Linked DNA regions of Homo sapiens: region 2 is linked to region 1. A link is a contact called in ENCODE Hi-C or POLR2A ChIA-PET data. All regions are on one chromosome and are shown on one strand. Each heading gives the region's core, a stretch centred on a gene start or an enhancer-like site at or near the end of the contact. The rest is flanking DNA. Distances are from core to core; before and after follow the strand shown. Region 1 holds the start of ACOT8 (acyl-CoA thioesterase 8). Region 2 has its middle 21 kb from the start of WFDC3.

Evidence for each region. A loop is a pair of places that touch in the nucleus more often than their neighbours do. ChIA-PET counts read pairs that join two places held with the same protein, here RNA polymerase II (POLR2A). Pooled maps may share reads with other maps.
Region 2: a pooled map shows a loop between it and region 1 (4-fold over the local background). The contact joins the enhancer-like site here to the promoter of ACOT8 in region 1. A Hi-C loop is called at or near these places in 1 of 168 maps with a recorded cell type or tissue (IMR-90) and 5 of 50 pooled maps. POLR2A ChIA-PET finds 5 or more read pairs at or near these places in 3 of 52 experiments (K562, MCF 10A and PC-3).

What each region holds. Positions count from the first base shown.
Region 1 is chr20:45,856,045-45,858,826 of GRCh38, forward strand. ACOT8 (acyl-CoA thioesterase 8) reads right to left here and starts at 1,348. Exons shown (of 6, transcript NM_005469.4): 1 at 1,144-1,348. The coding sequence starts at 1,271. ZSWIM3 (zinc finger SWIM-type containing 3) reads left to right here and starts at 1,570. Exons shown (of 2, transcript NM_080752.4): 1 at 1,570-1,936. The coding sequence starts at 1,782.
Region 2 is chr20:45,769,942-45,772,723 of GRCh38, forward strand. No RefSeq gene overlaps it. Among named protein-coding and RNA genes, the nearest start is that of WFDC3, 21 kb to the right of the region's middle. RefSeq lists enhancers at 1,126-1,719, 1,720-2,312. Within about 2 kb of position 1,395, at least 5 of the 41 ENCODE cell types and tissues checked have a DNase peak (open chromatin) inside an H3K27ac peak, as active enhancers do.

The DNA of each region.
Region 1 (2,782 bases), core at 98-2,597:
CCTGAGCCCATGAGTTCAAAACCAGCCTGGGCTCCAAAGTGGGGCCTCATGTCTACTAAAAATAAAAAAGTTAGCTGGATGTGGTGGCAAGCGCTTATGGTCCCAGCTAAACGGGAGACTGAGGCAGAAGGGTCACTTGGGCCCAGGAGGTCGAGGTTGCAGTGAGCCATGTTCGTGCCACTGCACTCCAGCCTGGACAACAGGGCCAGATCTTGTCTTCAAAAACAAAAATCAAATAGCCCTCCAAGAAGTTATTTACAATTCCTTAAGTGGAAGGAAGGGAGCTCAAAGTAAGATAACTTCCAGTAAAGCCAGGAGAAGCCTTGGAGGTCAAAGCTGTTAGAAGCCTTGCTGCAGGGGGCTGGGCGCGGTGGCTCATGCCTGTAATCCTAGCACTTTGGCAGAGGTGGGCAGATTACAAGGTCAGGAGTTCGAGACCAGCCTGGCCAACACGGTGAAACCCCGTCTCTACTAAAAGAAGTTAAAAAATTAGCTGGGCTGTGGCGCGCCTGTATGTCCCAGCTAATCAGGAGGCTGAGGCAGGAGAAATGCTTGAACCCGGGAGGCGGAGGTTGCACTGAGCCGAGATCGCACCACTGCACTCCAGCCTGGGCAACAGAGCAAGACTCCGCCTCAAAGAAAGAAAGAAACCCTTGCTGCAGTCAAGAACTTCAGCGATGCTGGGAAAGAAAAAAACATGCTTAGGCCTCAGAATAAGTAATGAGAAACCAGACCCACCAAATGGTACTGGGGGCGGGATATTGTGAGAAGAAAAGGATACTGAAGACACAAGGAGCTGCGGCGTCGGTTTTAAGGCTGATCCATCAGCTGTGTGCCCTTGGGCAAATCACTGCCCTCTCTGGGCTAGCTCCCCCGTGAAGGCTTAGGGCAGGCTGCCGAGCAGGGTCTCTCAGGTCACCACTATATTTGCTCAGCTGTGCAGACCTCGCAGCGCGGAGAGGAAGGGAGGAAGCCAGAGCAGAGAGGACAGCTCTGTTGGGGGCGAGTTCTCTCCTAATCGTGGCAGAGGGTGCATCCCACGCAGAGCCATACTAGTCCCGGAGCCAGGGGCCCCGGGCGGCGGCAGTCAAGATCAAGTTTCTGCCCTAAAGGAGGGGATGCTGGGCAGGAGCTGCCGGCTACCTGAAGAGATCCTCGTCCAGCGGCTCGAGGTTGAGCACGGTCGTGACCAAGACGCTACGGAGGTCCCCAGGGGGATCGCCGCGGTCGCCACAGCCCTGCCCATCTTCTGGGGCCTGCGGGGACGACATCTAGTTCAATGCTGCAGGCCCTGCACACCCGCTCCGCGGAAGACGCGGAGACATACACAGAACCTGACTCTTCCGGCAGATTGCCCTAGTAACCGGAAGTCTCCTGCAGACCCCGGGAAGGAGGAATCTAGGTTATGATTGGTCAGGACTCCTGTCAGTCCGCTGGTGGCTGTGGCCCTCTTTCTCTAGCAATTGGAGAAAATGAATGCCAATCTGCGAATCCTGTGTGTGACTGGATATGTCGCTGAGGAGGCGGAACCTCGGGACTGGATAATATGGACTGAGTGTCATTTCCCCTGTCAGATAGCAAATACACCCCCTTCCTCTTGTAACCCGGTCAGGCCTAGGGTTCCTCCCTGAGTTCCAGAATAGGCCACCCAGTTGGGGCGGACCCTTAAGGCATTCTGGGCCCACGCCTGCCTATAAACCCTCATAGTGTGACCTTTGACCCCTGGTGTGATCTTGGGCCCGGGCTGGGACCAGCCCCTAGTGTGGGTTGTGGGGGCGGCCATGGAGCTGGGCAGCTGCTTCAAGACCTATGAGGACTTCAAGGAGTGCTTCAGCGCCTACAAAAGGGAGAACAGGTGCTCCTTCATTCTCAGGGACTGCGTCTCCGTCCGCTTCCACAACCTCAACCATGGCACCTCCATCCGCGAAGACATCCTGTAAGGGCGGGCGGGGCGGGGCGGGCCAAGAGGGTGGGGAGGAGGCTGGACCTCCGGAGGGCTGCCTGGAGGAGGAGGGGTGCATAGGCACGCATTGGGCTGCGTGGCCATTCATTCAACAGGCACTCATTGAGCACCTGCTGTGTGCCTTGTGAAGAGAGCTAAGCCTCCACGGCCATTGGTTTTTGACCACCCACTCCACTTTCACTCCATTCACAGGCTTTTCTGGAATTTATAACTGCAGTTTCTCCCATTGTTTTGAGCAGCTGCAGCAACCCAAATACAAAGTATGGCTTTCATAAACGGATAAAAACACCTTGGCGATAATTTCCTTCATCAGTCTCCTCTTTACAAAACAGTCACATGGTCGTTGGAATGTTCGTTCATTCATTCATTCAGTTTTTAGTTCTTATATATTTGTTGAAACAGGGTCTCACTCTGTCCCCCAGGCTGGAGTGCAGTGGCACAATCAGCTCACTGAGCCTTCAACTGCTGGGCTCAAGCGATCCTCCCACCTCAGCCTCTCAAGTAGTTGGAACTGGAGGTGCACGCCACCATGCCTGGCTAATTATTTGATTTTGTACAGACTGGGTCTTGTTATGTTGGCTAGGCTGTTCCCAGACTCCTGGACTAAGCGATCTTTCGGCGTCTCAAAGTGTTAGGATTACAGGCATGAGCCACTATGCCTGGTCTATTCATTCATTTTGTAAATGGTTTTTGAGCTCCTTATATTAACCGTTTTCAAACACTTTCCATGTGCCAGGCAGTGTTCTCTATGCATGCTTTACCCTGCAGGGCTTTTTTTTCAGAATTATAGATAAATGTTATTTTTTTGCATTTGACAGA
Region 2 (2,782 bases), core at 145-2,644, 86 kb before region 1:
TTGGGAGACAGAGTGAGACCCTGTCACAAAAAACAACAACAGAAAATAAAATACTACAAAACAAGTTACATGAAAATGAAAGTCTTTAAACCAAGAGTGAAAAAAGGTAGGGGATCCAGGCGCAGTGGCTCACACCTGTAATCCCAACACTTTGGGAGGCCAAGGCATGCAGATCATGAGATCAAGAGATCAAGACCATCCTGGCCAACATGGTGAAACCCCATTTCTACTAAAACTACAAAAGTTAGCTGGGTGTGGTGGTGGGCGCCTGTAGTCTCACCTACTCAGGAGGCTGAGGCAGGAGAATCGCTTGAACCTGGAAGGTGGAGGTTGCAGTGAGCCAAGATTGCACCACTGCACTCCAGCCTGGTGACAGAGCCAGACTCTGTCTCAAAAAAAAAAAAAAAAAAGGTGGGGGAGGACAAGTAATAAAAGAGGGTGGCAAGAAGGATCGATTTTGTCAGAGAAACTGAATAACAACAGCTAACATTTATTGAGTGTGTGCTTTGTGCCAGGCTCTGCTAAGTGCTTTCTTTATAATCTTTTTTTTTTTAGACGGAGTCTCCCTCTGTGGCCTAGGCTGGAGTGCAGTGGCACGATCTCAGCTCACTGCAGCCTCCAAATCCTGGGTTCAAGCAAGTCTCCTGCTTCAGCCTCCCGAGTAGCTGGGACTACAGGCGTCCACCACCATGCCCAGCTAATTTTTGTATTTTTAGTAGAGACGAGGTTTCACCATGTTGGCCAGGGTGGTCTCAAACTCCTGGCCTCAGGTGGTCGACCCACCTCGGCCTCCCAAAGTGCTGGGATTACAGGTGTGAGCCACTGCACCTGGCCAGTGCTTTCTTTATAATGGACTCTTCACACCAATTCTATGAGGTAGGCAGTGTGGTAATGTTATTATACACACAAAGCTGATAAGCAGCACAAGATTATAGATTCAGACCCAGGCCTTACTCCGAAACCTGAGCTCTTGGCACCCTGGTAGCCAATGCGAAGATGGAAACATCAGCTCTAGAAAGCCCCTACCACAGAGTCTGGAAAGACAGACGATGCCCAGTAAGTTATTTCCCTGCCCATTCTCACACTAACTCAGAGGGAGAAACTTTTTCTTGATCTTGAGCTCCACAGGGAATTTGACCCTGTGGCTTTGTACAAGAAACACTAATACGACATAGTGGGTAATGTCCCCCATATCAATGTTACCAGAAATGAAGCAGCATGCCACATCATATGAAAACAGAGGGCATAATGTTAGGTCTTAATTTATTAAGTGCAGTTCAGTCGGGATCCAGGAGCTTAGACAGCTGATAGCAAGCTTTCACTTTATCTTTTAGAATGCCCTTTTGCCCTTTTGAGTCTCTTGCCTGGAAATGGTCTATGACAGACCTCTGCTGCCCTCTGGTGGGCAGAGCATGAAGCACCCAGCAAAGAATTCTTTCCAGTCACATGGCCTCTTCTTTGTTTATATTGCTGAATCTGTGGGAAGCTGGGCTTCTCCACACAATCCCTTGAGGAGAAGGCTTAACTTGTATATGAAAGGAAAGACACCTCTCCCAACTCAAGAGCAACCCACTGCCAGGATACGCTCTGGGCCTCCTGCCTTCCTCACCCCACTTACACGCCTTACCAATAACATCATGCCCCCACGGGAGCAGTGGAGGCTGCAGGGGCCCATGGTATTGCTGGGGCCAAGGGCACATATGGAGTCTGAGATTTCTACAACCAGATGGTCAAGAAGCAGGGTGGAGAAGGGAGGAGCTGCGTGGTTCTGGTCAAAGAACAAGTCTTTCTCAGCCTACACTGGAGCCCCAGACATTCCTGCCCACGATGAGGAAGCTGAGGAGCAGGGCGGGGGAGAAGGGTGGCTTTTCAACCTGGTCAGAGGCTAATTTCGGGGTGCAAGGTGAGAGAGTAGGATCACGGTCCACTGAGACCTGCTCCTGGGTCATTTCCACCCCAGGACCAAGGCTGAAATGGACTTAAACCCTGAGGAAGGAAAGGTTCTAATGGCTTCTTTAGTTCAGGGTCCAACAGTAGAGAAAGCTGCCCAGAAAGACCTGGGGGTGGGAATTTGGCCCCAGCTCAGCCTTTAACCGCCAGCTTTCAAATTTAACCCTTCAGCACTCTCTCTCATCTCTATCTCTCTCTCATCTCCATCTCTATCTCTCTATACATCTATCTATCTCTCTATCTCTCTCGACGTTGCTACCTGTAAGCAGGTCAGCAGCTCCCTCTGGAAAGGGTGAGCCTCCAGACGAGGAGGAAAGGTCTGCAAGGAGCAGCTCTCCCATTGCTCAGCCTGAGCTGTGCCTGGGGCTCACACCTGTCTCTCCAGTCCCACTCTCCACCCTGACAGAACATCATTCTGCAATATGAGAGGATTCCCAGACTGTTGTTTTTCATTGAAAGTTCTACCATACTGATGATTTTTTTTTTTTTTTTTTTTTTTGAGATGGAGTTTCGCTCTTGTCGCCCGGGCTGGAGTGCAATGGCAGGATCTCGGCTCACTTGGAACTTCCACCTCCCAGGTTCAAGCAATTCTCCTGCCTCAGCCTCCTGAGTAGCTGGGATTACAGGCGTGCACCACCAAGCCTGGCTAATTTTTGTATTTTTAGTAGAGACGGGGTTTCACCATGTTGGTCAGGCTGGTCTTGAACTCCTGACCTCAAGTGATCTGCCTGCCTTGGCCTCCGAAAATGTTGGGATTACAGGCGTGAGCCACTGCACCCGACCACTGCTGAGTGTCTGTGCCTTCTCCCCCTTGTTTTCATCCTGGCATGTG